Linked DNA regions of Homo sapiens: regions 1, 2 and 4 are each linked to region 3. The links are chromatin contacts, found by Hi-C or POLR2A ChIA-PET in ENCODE. All regions are on one chromosome and are shown on one strand. Each heading gives the region's core, a stretch centred on a gene start or an enhancer-like site at or near the end of the contact. The rest is flanking DNA. Distances are from core to core; before and after follow the strand shown.

Region 1 (3,129 bases), core at 367-2,866, 3.0 Mb before region 3:
TAGAGCCAACTCCACTGCAGACCCTGTCCTTGAGGAGCCTAATAACTGGAGATTTCATTTATGGATTTATGGATTTATTAGGCCTCCTAAAAATCTGCTATTCACTTACCGATAGCAAAGAAAATTATTTTTAAATTTTAAATAATATTTTCTTATTACAAAAGCACTTCATGAGCATCATAGAATATGGAACCAGCCAAAACAAAAAATAAAATATCTCTGTCACCACCCAGAGATCACCACTGTAACCCTTGGTTCATATTCTCCTCCCACATCTTCATATGCATACATACATATTAATCTGTATTTTGAGGACATGTTTTTCATTTTGTCTACAGACACATCCCGTCTTGTAACCAGCTTTTAAAAAAGACAATAATTTCCACGTTTCCATGTGAATAACTACTCTTCTAATACTCAGTACATATTCAAATTTCTCCAAATGAACCAAAAATGTCCTTTACGCTTATTTCTCCAAGTTGGCCCCCAACTCAAGCCCTTGCAATGTGTCTCTTGGTTATATTCTTCGGGTTCCTTTTAATCTGGCATAGGCCCTTTCATAGGACTCTGACTCGACAAAGAGAACTGGCCAGCTGTCCTGAAGGAAGGCCCACTTCCTGTATTTGCCTGGTTCCCTGTGGTGTCATTTTACTTGCTCCTCAATTCCCCTTACTTCCTGTAAACATCAAACTCAAGATGCCATAGAGGCAAGTTAACCACCTTGGGCTAGAATACTTCATGGGCGATAGCACGTACTTTACATTGCATCACATAGGAATCCACATAATACCTGGTTGACGCAACATCAGTCCAACTGACCACAAAGCAACTAGGGGTTTCAGAGGGAGTACACGTAAGGGGCAAAAGCAGCAACGGAATACGACAACGGAATAAGCATGAATACGACCTGGCTACCTGAAGGAGGTAGGACGGGGAACCGAGCAGCAGCAGGTGGTGGAATGCCAGGGAAATCCAACCGTGCTTCCCACGCTGGCATCGCTCTGATTATGACCAATCCTCTAATCTTATTCTCACAATTAGGGAGGAAGAAAAAAAAACAAACCCAAACCAAAAAAGAAGTTGGTAGGTGACTCTGTGAGACTACTGTTTTATAAAGGGAGCGTTTCCTTTTATAAAATTTAGCTGAGCAGATGCTAGGCAGCCCACAGGAGGCCACTATTCCCCTCAGCTGTACAGTTTGGGAAAATACCTACACACCCGGAGAACAGAGAGCTTGGTGTGTGTTGAGTTCGCTCCTGTTCATCAGCAGCCCTTTCCCCGCCTCTGGCCACCAGGGGGACCTGCAACCAAGTATGTGTTCTTTCAGGCGAGCGGGAACGCGTCTGCATAAATCTAGTCCAATCCAGGGCCCCGTAGCAAGGCGCCAAAGCTGGGGGAAGCGCATTTCTGTTCTCTCGCGAGCACGACGCGGTGCCTCCCAGTCCTCCTCCGGCCCTCCCTCTCCGCCCTCCCGGCCCGCGAGCGCTCGGGCCCCTTCCAGTGGCTCGCGGCAGGTGGCGCTGTCTGCGGCGTCGCAGCGGCCCGGGCTGCAGCAGAGACGATCTCCCGGCGGGCTGTGCGGCCCGGCTCTCCGGCGGCAGCGAGTGCCACGTCCCAAGTGCTACGCGGAGGATTAGAGCAGGCGGTGCGCTGGGGGCGGGAGCAGCGCGGAGCCCGGCTCGGCCACACCGATCGCCCGCCGCCATGGGCTCCTCGCAAAGCGTCGAGATCCCGGGCGGGGGCACCGAGGGCTACCACGTTCTGCGGGTAAGGGCTCCGACGGCGGCCGGGGAGCTGCGGGCTGGAGGCGGGGCCGGCCGCGGGGAGGCGGAGGCCCCCATGGGCTCCTTCACGGGGCAGCCAGGCCCGATCCCGCGAAGGAGCGGCGGTCGCGGGCGCTGCCTTGGTCGAGGCTGGTTCCGGAGGCCGCTCGCATCCCACCTCCGCGGAGCGCCCTGGGCACGGGGTCCGCGGCTGTAGGAGGACGGGCTGGAGCTGGAGGCGGCTGCCGGCGACTCGGCCAGGGGGCGGCCCTGGGAAGGGGGGACAACCTTGCTCTTTTTCCGCACGGCCTTCTCTCTCCTCCACCCCCCCTCATTTTTAGCTTCCAAAGTTAGGAAGGGCGCGGAGGCAACGTCTCCAAAGTGGTGACTGTGAAGGCAGCCTTTGCGCTTTCCTAGGAGAGGGATCCGGACCCGCAGTCCGGAGGCGGGGCCTGCGGCGGCAGGTGTTAAATCACCTCGGCGCCGGCCGAGTGGCCTGAAAGACCAGCAGGGCAGGAGACGGAAAACCAAATGGCCTGGAAGTAGGTTCGACGGACTTAAACAGACTTGATTTTGACCAGACTTTTCCTTTCCCGTGCCACTCCTGACCCTCCCAAACCTTCTCAAGATTTCCTGGAGTGGGAACTTCCGTTCTGTTCCGATTGCTGAGGGTGTGGTTTAGATTATAAGGTTTAGATCCACAGTGGTAAAGAGGTAGTGCAGAGAAATTTTTTTTAAAAATCGGAGTATATAAAGGAAAACAACCCTAGCTTAACTTCCAGGACGCAGAGAAACATAGTATCTCAAAAGGCGTCAGCTAAGCCCCTACCTATGAACGGCCTGGGCCTGGGTGGTACAAAGCATGTGGTCTTTTCCTCATGGAACCGGGCGACTTTAGAAGTAGCATTGATGGTTGTTTGCTGTGACACCTGTGTGAGTGTTAACATGAACAGTCAACAGAGTGGCCGCAGCGTGTAGCGCCATTTAGGGGTGTAATAGAGTGTCACTCAATATTAGCTCCTCACAGGCAAGAACGTTTTCACTGAAAGTAAGAGAGTGCACTTCCTGGTGCTACCTTCATTTCCTGCCCTGGGTCCCATGTTTTAGGTGAGACACATTCTTAAATTGCCCAGCTGTCTATGTGATAGGGCTGAGACAGATCATCTTTCTGATCTTCCGGATTATCGTGTCTATTGCCTTTCCATTACACTAAAAATCCCTCCTCTGCCATACTCTTAGTAGGAAAGGGTGATTTTTTTTTTCCCCGAAAGGAAAAGGGAGCCTATAAATAAACCGTATTATCTTCCTATCCCCTTCTGCTAACCAAACACCCAAGAGCCACACTGAGAGAGGAAATGGAAGGAGA
Region 2 (3,092 bases), core at 210-2,709, 3.2 Mb after region 3:
ACCTGGATACGTAGAACATAAGAAAGTTTGCGAAAAAGGAATCAAAGCAACAGGAGGAGTCTGGTTTGAACGGTTATTTCAACCAAATTACATTAAGGACTGCTAACTGTTTTCTGCCCCACAAAAATACCCTTTGTAAATGTTTCCAAACTATAACACAGGTCCTCCTGGAGCAACGGCTAGATAAATTAACAAACTTTTAGACTTTACGCTCCCCTTTTCCAAACTCCAAGTCGACCACTCCCCATTTGTTAACAGAAACTTACTATAACTGATTAGATTTCTAACCTTTCCTAGGGAGAGCCAGTTCAATTCTAAAAGGGTTGGTCACATGGGTTGCTAAATTAAAATATAAAGCATTTCCTAACAGGGAAGGGAGGCTGGTCAATTGTGGTTATTTTTATCAGTAACTTTAAATATGGATCCATAGATTATCAATTTATGGCTGTCGTGGGTGTTAGAAGATGACCTAATCCCATCCCCATTTTCATTTAAAAAACTGAAACTAAAGCTCTGTAAAATCAAATGATTTAAAATCATCTGACTAGGCCGAGAAAGGATTAGCTCTCTAGAGCATTACGGTAACAATCATTCGCAAACAGGTAGCATTATCTGGCGACCCTGCTTTTCTGGAAATCTTGTCAATTATTCAGTTCCTTAAATTCCGTCAGCTACAACAGATGCATCAGCTCTTTCCACACTAACTTGAAAGAAGCACATTAGAAAATAGTCCTGACTTGTTTCTTGAGATCAGTAACTAATGAACTGACCTCCACCAGTCCTGCCTCAGGTCGTTAATGGTAAAAATTCTGTATGTCAGCCGCGTTTTGAGGCCTGTCCAAGGTGCTTGTGAGTCCCACATGTTGGAGTCGCAGGGCTTTTCAGTACATGCCCTCAGGCAGGCGGCGCAGTCACAGACACTGGTCCCCGGCATTTGGAAACAGGAAAGATGGTCCGAGGGGCCGAGGAGTTTTTCTTGCAACCTTTAAATTACAAGCAAGAAAAACGTGGGTTTTATTTCGGGCACAGGAATAGAATGAATTCTGAAATGGAGAACTAGAGGCCTGCGTGGGGAATGAGGGACAAGCGCGAGAAGAAAGGGAAAGGCCTTTCTCTCTGGTGACGCGCGATCACAAGGCGTTCCCTCTACGTGGACGCTCACCATTGGCGGAGACCGCACTGACGTCCCGGAACTCGCCCTGACGCGAACGGCGGCAAAGGCCCTCTTCCCCTGAAAGCTGGCGAGGCGCGCGCGCTCCCGCGGCACGCCGCGCCTCCGCCCTCCGCCCGCCAACCCGCTGGTCCAGTCCCTCTTCGCGCCCGCTTGGCTCCGCCCCCTTCCCAATTCGCTCCTCCCCCAACAGACTGGCGGCGCGCGGAAAACGCGTCACGTGACGACTGGCCCCGCCTCTTCCTCTCGGTCCCATATTGAACTCGAGTTGGAAGAGGCGAGTCCGGTCTCAAAATGGAGGTAAAACCGCCGCCCGGTCGCCCCCAGCCCGACTCCGGCCGTCGCCGTCGCCGCCGGGGGGAGGAGGTATTAGGGGGAGAGCGGGGGGTTGGTGGGGAATGGCCGGCGTTGGGGGCCTGGTTCGGTGGGAGCGGGGAGGCCGGGTGGACCGGGTCGGCCGTCCCGCGCTCTTGCGTTGAGACAGGCTGTGGGAGGGGGAGGGGAGCGAGAGTTGGAGACCTCCTTGGGGCCCCTCGCCCGCCTCGCCTTCACCTTCGGCTGCACAGGCGGCCCCTTGGAGGCGCGGCTTGGTCGGGGAGGCCTCGGGAGGGAAGCCGGCCTGCCGGCTGCGCGGCCTCCGAAGCGAGGCCGAGGGCGGCATGGCGGGCCCCGGCGGGAGCGGTTGGGAGGAGGTGGTGGGGGAGGGGAGGGGACGAGCAGGCACATCCGGGCGAGCGAGCAAGCGGGCGGCGGCCACATTGACATTGATCCGCCGCCGCGTTACGAAATGGCGCATTGGCCCGCAATGGCCGCCGCCTCGCTCTGCCGCCGGGAAAGCGAGCCTGGGATTGGAGGGAAGAGGGCGGAGGCGGCCCGGCAGAAAAAGCCGCAAATGGCCTCGAAGCATGGGGAGGTAGTGCTTTCGCTGAAGTTCTGCCGACGCTTTTCTAGGCCTTTTACGGGTCCTCTCCGCGAGAAGTCGATAATTGGCCTTTTCTTTTTTTCGCAGCATCCTGTTGGAAATACGAGATTGTTAAAAACTTTGCTGCTTTAAAATACTTCCTGATATATTTTTGCTAAAGTACTTACATTACACTTCTTAAACCGCCATGTGGGCGAAGGACTTAATTTTTGAGAATTTGAGTGTAGATGTGAAAAACAACCCAGCCAGCTCCTTCCCGGCTCCGGCCGCTGAGGAGGGTGGGTGGAGAAGAATTTGAGTATAGTATGTTAAGGAAGAATTTAGAAATGTTTTTTATCTTCATGTTTTCCCATTCTTTGAGTCGGCTCTGGTTGTAGTTTCCTGGAATTTTATTTAGAGGACTGCAACCAGAGTTGAAATTTTCACGTTTTTGCAGTACATTTAATGTGGATCCTAAATATTTTTGTCGATTTCGTTATTGTCAATCGAATACATTTATCCAAGACTTGAAAAGATGAGATTACATGAATTAATGCTTTAGGCTATTAACGTTTTTTTCTAGCATGTGACAATCTCTTCACATTAAACGGTTTAACATCTCTACCTCTAGGAGACACAGGAAGACATTAGAATGTAAATGTGAGCCCCTTATTTAAGAACTTCGGGTGAAGGAAACCTTAATGCATGCATTAAATGACAGTTCATGCAATGTGTTAAAAAGTCTTGACTAAAGTATAAAACAATTTCAAGACATCTTAATTCTTAAAAATCTCAATTTTTGTTTTGCTGTACTCCGTTCTTATAGTCAGACAATACATACCATTCCTAATGTAAGTCCAACTTGCCAGTTAGTTGTGACTCTTAAAATTGAGTTGTAAATTGCAGATTTTTGCAGCATATAACAAACATGGGTTATAGAAAGCTATTTGATCGGCTTTTTTTTTTCCTCAGTTTTTTTGGGAAATGCTGGTTTGGCTTAGGAATGCCTGTTTTAAATTA
Region 3 (3,349 bases), core at 808-3,307:
TGATTTAAAGCAGTAAGATCCTGTAACGTCCAACAGAAAATGCTCCAGGTTCAAAAATAATAAAAACTAAAGACATTGCCTCTAGTTGATACTATCTATGGCCGATAGGCTGTGCTTGAAAATTTTGTAGTGTTAAGCGAAGGAGTTTTCAGCACTGATATGAATTGCTCAAACATCCATTTTGGAGTCCTCTACCCCCGCCCTCTCAGACTTCATTTTGTGAAGATTTTGCGCGAGGTGCTGCAGTGACAATTTCGAGAAAGCCTGGGCTGGCTTCAGATCCAAACCGGGATGCGAAAGAGCAGGAAAGGGCGCCCTGGAGCCCAGCGGCCCGTGCGGGTCGGGGGAAGCGCGGGCGCCGGGGAGGCCTTTTGGGCAGGCGCGCCACGGGTCCGGGATGGCGGGCGCCCGGCCTCGGCGGGGGCGGGCCGCGCGCGGGACTTACCGCTCCGGCGGCGGCGGGGGCCCCGGCTGCGGCGGCCGCCTCCTCCTCGTCGTCGCCCGGCGATGGCGGCCCTATCTTGCTGCAGGTAGCGGCCAGCAGAGCGAGCGGTGACGGCTGAGTGTCCTACCCCCAATGGGCGGGTTCAGAGAGGGAGACAGGGGGAGGGGGTGGCGGTTAGGGTCGGGCCGCCTTTCGCACAGGAAGTACGACTCGGTCCCCGCCGACTGCGCCCGGGCAAGCGCCAGCCCGCGCTCTCCTCCTCCTCCTCCTCCTCCTCCTGGTCCCGCCGCCAGCCCACGCCTGGCGTCCCCCGCTCCAAGCACCCCGGCTCCCCGGTCCGCGGGCAGGCGGGCGGCGGGCTGCGCGCCGGGCCTCCGCCTTCCGCCCGGAACCCACCCCCGGGAGGGCACGCTGGGGCCCACACTCACACGCGCACAAAAAGGCGGCAGGCGGGCGAGGCGGGGCGGCGCGGGCGGGGTCGGAGCGTTGGCGCCTCGGGCGGGCAGCTCCCGGGGCGGGGGGAGGGGAGTGGAGGGGAGGGGAGAGACGAGGAGGGAGGGGTGAGGCGAGGAGGGAGGGGAGAGGCGAGGGGAGGAGAAAGCGGCGCGAGGGGGGAGCCGGGCCGGGGTTCAGCCGCTCCTCACCTGGGCCGCCGCTGCCGCCGCCACCGCACCGTTTCCGTGCTGTTGCTGCTGCTGCAGATACTCGCCGTGGCCGCCGCCGCCGCCACCGCCGCCGCCGCTATCCACGTCCAAGGCAGCCATTTCCTCTTGTTTCACGGGCTTTTCGGGAGCTGCAGGCACAGCGCGGGGGGGTGGGGGTGGGGAGGAAGGCGGGTGGCGGAGAGGGAGGGGGCCCGCGGGCCGAAGCGAAATTACTCCCAAAGCCCGGACCCAGGCCCCTTCCCCTCCCCCACCCGCCCCCCGGCGGCGGCGGCGGCGGCGGCTCCCTCCTCCCCTCCTGCTGCTGCCCCCGCCCGCCGCTGCCTGTAACCCTCCTCCTCCTCCTCTTTCCCTCCTCCTCCTCCTCCCCGCGCTGCCCCTGCCCCCTCTCCTCTCCTCCCCTTTCCCTTCGCGCCGCTCGCTCTCACTCGCGCTCGCTCCTCTCGCACCGTCAGTCACTCACACACGCCCGCCCGCGCCCGCACACAGGGGGATGCGCTCCCGGCGGACCGGGCCGCCCGCCCCGGGGCCTGGCGGGGAGACGGCGTTGCTGGGGCTTCGGGGGTGGACGGTGGCTGGCGGGGAGGGGAGGGAGGCGCAGGGGAGTGCAGCTTTCTGCCTCTCACAGACACTCGGTCGCACACACGGGGCCGAGACCGGCGGCAGCGGCCCCGGGCTGGCTGTGGTCGGCGGCAGCGGCGGCGGCGGCAGCAGCAAGGGTTGCTCTCTCGGCTTTACGTACCGGTCATAGTGTGTTTAGGGCACCTCAGGCGGGGCTCCCCGCCGCCTTACACATGGTGAGGAGCGAAGGCGGCGGCGGCGGGAGAGGATGCGGGAAGCGGCGGCGGACACGGCCGGAGCGGTCCGGGGATTTTTTTTTCCTATTTTGATTGACTGTGCGGGAAACACAAAAGGTGGAGCCTCCAGCCCAAAAGGGGGGAAGAGGGTGACAGCCCGCCCGGAACTCCCGCCCCTCTTCTTGGCTCTCATTCGCCGCCGTGCTCTTTGTCGGCTGTGCTCATTGGTCCAGGCGCCTGTCCGTCGGTCTGCCAGGCGGCGCGCTTCCTGTTTGCCCCCGGGTGGAAGGGGAGAGACAATGAGCGGCCGTGGCAGCGTAGGTTTTCGAGAGCGGCTACGGCTCGCCGGTTACCCCGCTGTGCCCGCCTCCCTCGCCGGCTGCCGCTGCCAGGCCCGAGGCGCAGGCCTCCTCCACCTTGCAGGCGCTCGGAGCAGGCCTAGCCAAGCTGTAGGGGAGCTGAGCTGGGGAGGAAATTCGTCCCCGGTGACTCCTGCTCCACTGGACGCTTCCTCCATCCCGGCAGCAGTCTTGGCCGGATCTCCCCAGGGCCTCGCGCTCTTGGAGCCGCCGCTTCCCTGCGCTGCCAGGAGGCCACCGCTGCTCAGCCCCGGGGCTGCTGCTGCGGCCGCTGCCGCTACTGAGCAAACCAGACCCGCCCCACGAGCCCGGGGGGAGGGAGCTGGTATTAGGGGAGACACCCCCTCCGAGGCTGGAGGAGGATTTTTCTCTCTCACATCCAGCTTCCTGATTCAGTCACAGCCATCTCGCTCCCAGCCCCCTTAGCCCCAGTTTTCCAACCGGTCTCCCACTTTCACGTACCCTGAAGGCAGGCATTTAAAGCAAAAAAGAAATCTCAAGTCACCTCACATACGGAAGGAGAGTTTTAATTTTGGCCAGTGGCACCAAAACGGGCACTTAAAAGTATATTTCATTTTACTTGTGGTATGTGTATGTATTCAGTGGGGCAGAATTCTGTGTTTTAAAAAATCGGTCACATAACCATTTTGCTGCACAAACGTATTATTCCCGGCCTCTTTATCCTCTTGGTACCAAGTCAGATATCTCCTGAAATAAGCCCATCAACCACTGCCAACGTTTTTTAAAGTCGTGAACCGGTGAACTACCTTTTTTCCCCCATTGGAACATTTTTGTTGTATTTTAAAATCTTGTTTCTCTTACTGGATTAGGTTAACACTCCTTCCTTCTTTGGCATCCTTGGTATCTTGCTGTCATCCTGGGGGAAAATGCTCAGGTTTTAAGTGTGTGTTTTGCCAACTAAGAGACATCTCTCCCTGTTACCTTCAAGTATAGTTGCCAAGAAAGAAGTTAAATTCAAGAGGTGGAAACACTGTCCACAATACCTGTTTTTTAGAAATCTGGCTCAAGATTCAGTTTTCCCATTACTGTGATTATTATATTTTGTGTGATATGTGATGTGCTGGT
Region 4 (2,881 bases), core at 137-2,636, 4.5 Mb after region 3:
CTATAACAAAAAGCAATACTTAAGTAAACTGATTTCAAGAAATCAAACTTGAAAATACAGCTGGGCATTTAAAATTGGAGTCCTCTCTAACCATCATTCCCATATAATCACTCTTTCTAAAACCCTTAATGGGGTGTTTGACTCAAACTTCCCTATAATCACCAGAAAGAAGTATGATTTGCCCAAAGTTAATCATTAACAGCCATCTCATTTTTTAAAATTGTTATCTTTACAAAAACTATTCAACAGTTAACTTTTTAATGGGTCTCCAGCCCCTAACTAGGTGCATGGCTTGTACAAAGAACTCATTTAACTCCCTGGGTTTGTTGTAAAAAAATGATAGGGCAGTTTTAGCCTCAAAAAGTCATTTTAATAGTAATTTAAAATGGTATATTTTCTTATTAAATTCTAATGATATAATTTATTAAATTCTTATTAAATTATAAAATTGTATAAATTCTTATTAAATTTCTCTATTTTATTCTAAATGGATGGAACTGTTTTTCCCAGTCCTATCTTTACAGGGTAAAGAAAAGATTCTCCCTCTGAGTAATAAGCCATCAATTAAATCAGAGTAGGCACCAGGTGGAATGAGGGAGCAGGGCCCACCAGAAGTCACCAGGGAAGTAACTGTTTTTCTTGATAGAAAGTGGCCACAACCTATAAAAATCGTGCTTCTGAAGGCCAGAATTAAATCTCTTTATTCCATGTATTCCTCCGTAAAGACTCAATACTTCTGGCAAGGGAAAAATGTGAACATCCTTATAGGCAGAACCTTGATTTAATTCTGGAGGTCCCAAGGGTAATGGTGGTGGTTGATGTGTGTGTGGATGTATCGTATTTTTGATAATTTATTGCCACAACATTTTCAATACTTTAAATAAAAATATTCAGTTTATTAGAGAAACACTGCCATATAATGTGATTTTTTTTAATGAATAAAGGGCTCAACTTTTACCGTTAAAAAATAAAACCCCAACCAACCAACCAATGAGGCTTCCGCTTGGTGGAGGCAGGCAAGATTTTGTGCAACTGGACGCACGGGCAGCTCGCAGCATTTCCTACCTGCAGTAGAATTTCGAGCCGTCTTTAGCCAGGTAGCCGTCATAATGGGCATTTAGTAGGTCTCCCTTCTTGCTTGTCTTAGAGCAGTTTTCTGGACGATGCAAAACTTCTATTTTCACTTCTTCGGTGCTCTCCTCTTTCTTTTGTCTCTGAGCAGTAAAAAGGCCCCACAGATAAAAGAAAACAATGAATCTGAATAAGAAATGCATGGTTTTTGGCATCGGCTCCAGCAGAACACTGCTCTCCCTCCCGCGTGTCACTCGCGCCCCGTGGATGTCCCGCGGCCGAGTTCCGACGCGTGGCAGGCGTTGTCCTGCGTCACAAAGGGCCGGGGCGGGGCCATAGATGCGGCCCCGCCCTCTCATGGCCCCAACCCCTCCGCCTCCCGCAGCGGGCTCAGCGCGGTTAACGCTGTTTCTAGGCCCTCGGGCTGGCTGTCCTCAGTCTTTAAGATCGCAACGCACACTCGCTCCGCTTCTTCTCGCTAAACCCGCGTATTTTACAGCAGGTTTCCTCAGGGTTCGGTGACAACATTCGCATTTTCTAAAATGAAACTGGCATAAGACGAAATAAACAGCCTGGGATGTCGTAGAGTCAGGGAATATGGTTGTCATTTCTGGAAGCAAAAGGCTTCTAAGACCCCTAGGGAACGAGCAGATAGATACTGGGGGGAGGGAGAGGCATGCTGGAAAAGGAGCGTAAAAAATAGGCTGGCGGTGGCTTTCTGGGTGCTTCGGAGGTGTCCTTGAAGCGCATTCTCAGGTCGGAATCTTGCATTCAGAGGTTCCAGGCTGAGTCGCACAACCTGAAGGCCAGCCCGATGCAACGAAACTGCGGTACCGCAACTCCTCTGCCTGGCTGCAGGCGTTTCCGAGAGCCGACCTCCACAATTCAGCATCCTCCGCTGGCTTGCATTTCTTTTCCCCGCCACTCGGGGCCGCCCTTGATTCGAGGGCCTCTGGTAGTGCGGGGAATGTTCTTTTGACTTTTTTGTACCATCCCATGGGATACGTAATTGTCCACATCAGTCAAGAAAACTTGAGTATTGGGCATGTTGTCCCAATCTCACAGCTAATACGCAGCAGGGATTTGGTCAAATCTGTGTGACAACACCACTTCACCACCAATTTTAGTATGAAAACCTTTAAAATACACAGAAAGTTGAATTCTACAGTAAACTCTCCTACACCCACCATCTGGATCCTGTCATTGAACTATATTATATTTATTACATATCCATCCATCACTCTATCCATCCATCAATTCGCCTTGTTTCCAAGTGAATACCCAAAGACTACCCAAACCAGAAAACCAGCAAAGGCCTTCTGCATTCGCCTGGATTAAGTTCTGGGAGTAGAGGTGCTATTCTACCTCGGTGATGCGAAGAAAAGCCGCAGCACTGAGCCTGATTGATGTGCTTTGCTTAAAGTTTGCAAAATTCCATAAACCTGAAAATTACTGTCGATTATGCAAGATGACAATTGCGTCCAAGCAGGAGTTTCAAAAATCATAAAAGCTAGGGGGAAGTCCCCATTTCTAGACTAAAATTCCGAAGTCGAGTTCCATGTTTTATATTCTAAATAAAATTGTGGCTATCCAAGGTTATCGGCGTGATGACAGTTCCTTGGGGGCCCTCGCCATTCCTTGTCAGAGGACCCCGTCTGCTGCACATTGCCTTCCTAGGAGATAATTTCAGACCCCTTGAATATGAGGAAAATACGAAGCAAACAGAAATAGGAAGGCTTTTATGTATTTTTGAAGAAAAAACAGGATTTTATGTAAAATAAAAACAGGATTTCATGAAGAAACAGGATAT

Evidence for each region. A loop is a pair of places that touch in the nucleus more often than their neighbours do. ChIA-PET counts read pairs that join two places held with the same protein, here RNA polymerase II (POLR2A). Pooled maps may share reads with other maps.
Region 1: a loop to region 3 is called in a map of B cell, with 19 times the contacts of the local background. The contact joins the promoter of GORASP2 here to the promoter of SP3 in region 3. A Hi-C loop is called at or near these places in 2 of 168 maps with a recorded cell type or tissue (B cell and CD4-positive, alpha-beta memory T cell), 2 of 37 single-sample maps with no recorded cell type and 8 of 50 pooled maps.
Region 2: a map of B cell shows a loop between it and region 3 (12-fold over the local background). The contact joins the promoter of HNRNPA3 here to the promoter of SP3 in region 3. A Hi-C loop is called at or near these places in 4 of 168 maps with a recorded cell type or tissue (B cell, CD4-positive, alpha-beta memory T cell, CD8-positive, alpha-beta T cell and 1 more) and 11 of 50 pooled maps. POLR2A ChIA-PET finds 5 or more read pairs at or near these places in 1 of 52 experiments (activated CD4-positive, alpha-beta T cell).
Region 4: a map of B cell shows a loop between it and region 3 (22-fold over the local background). The contact joins the promoter of FKBP7 here to the promoter of SP3 in region 3. A Hi-C loop is called at or near these places in 2 of 168 maps with a recorded cell type or tissue (B cell and naive thymus-derived CD4-positive, alpha-beta T cell) and 5 of 50 pooled maps.

The regions. Positions count from the first base shown.
Region 1 is chr2:170,927,637-170,930,765 of GRCh38, forward strand. GORASP2 (golgi reassembly stacking protein 2) reads left to right here and starts at 1,617. Exons shown (of 10, transcript NM_015530.5): 1 at 1,617-1,767. The coding sequence starts at 1,705. RefSeq lists a silencer at 1,396-2,095.
Region 2 is chr2:177,211,335-177,214,426 of GRCh38, forward strand. It overlaps HNRNPA3 (heterogeneous nuclear ribonucleoprotein A3), which reads left to right and starts at 1,460. Exons shown (of 11, transcript NM_194247.4): 1 at 1,460-1,537. The coding sequence starts at 1,466. MIR4444-1 (microRNA 4444-1) reads left to right here and starts at 1,392; the gene lies at 1,392-1,465. LOC105373759 (a long non-coding RNA gene) reads right to left here and starts at 1,077. Exons shown (of 1, transcript NR_157853.1): 1 at 61-1,077. RefSeq lists a silencer at 1,098-1,887 and an enhancer at 1,427-2,098.
Region 3 is chr2:173,963,316-173,966,664 of GRCh38, forward strand. SP3 (Sp3 transcription factor) reads right to left here and starts at 2,058. Exons shown (of 7, transcript NM_003111.5): 1 at 1,850-2,058; 2 at 1,090-1,238; 3 at 446-568. The coding sequence starts at 1,856. RefSeq lists enhancers at 1-572, 573-1,395 and silencers at 256-505, 636-1,125, 1,456-1,735, 2,236-2,305.
Region 4 is chr2:178,477,214-178,480,094 of GRCh38, forward strand. It overlaps FKBP7 (FKBP prolyl isomerase 7), which reads right to left and starts at 1,387. Exons shown (of 4, transcript NM_181342.3): 1 at 1,066-1,387. The coding sequence starts at 1,286.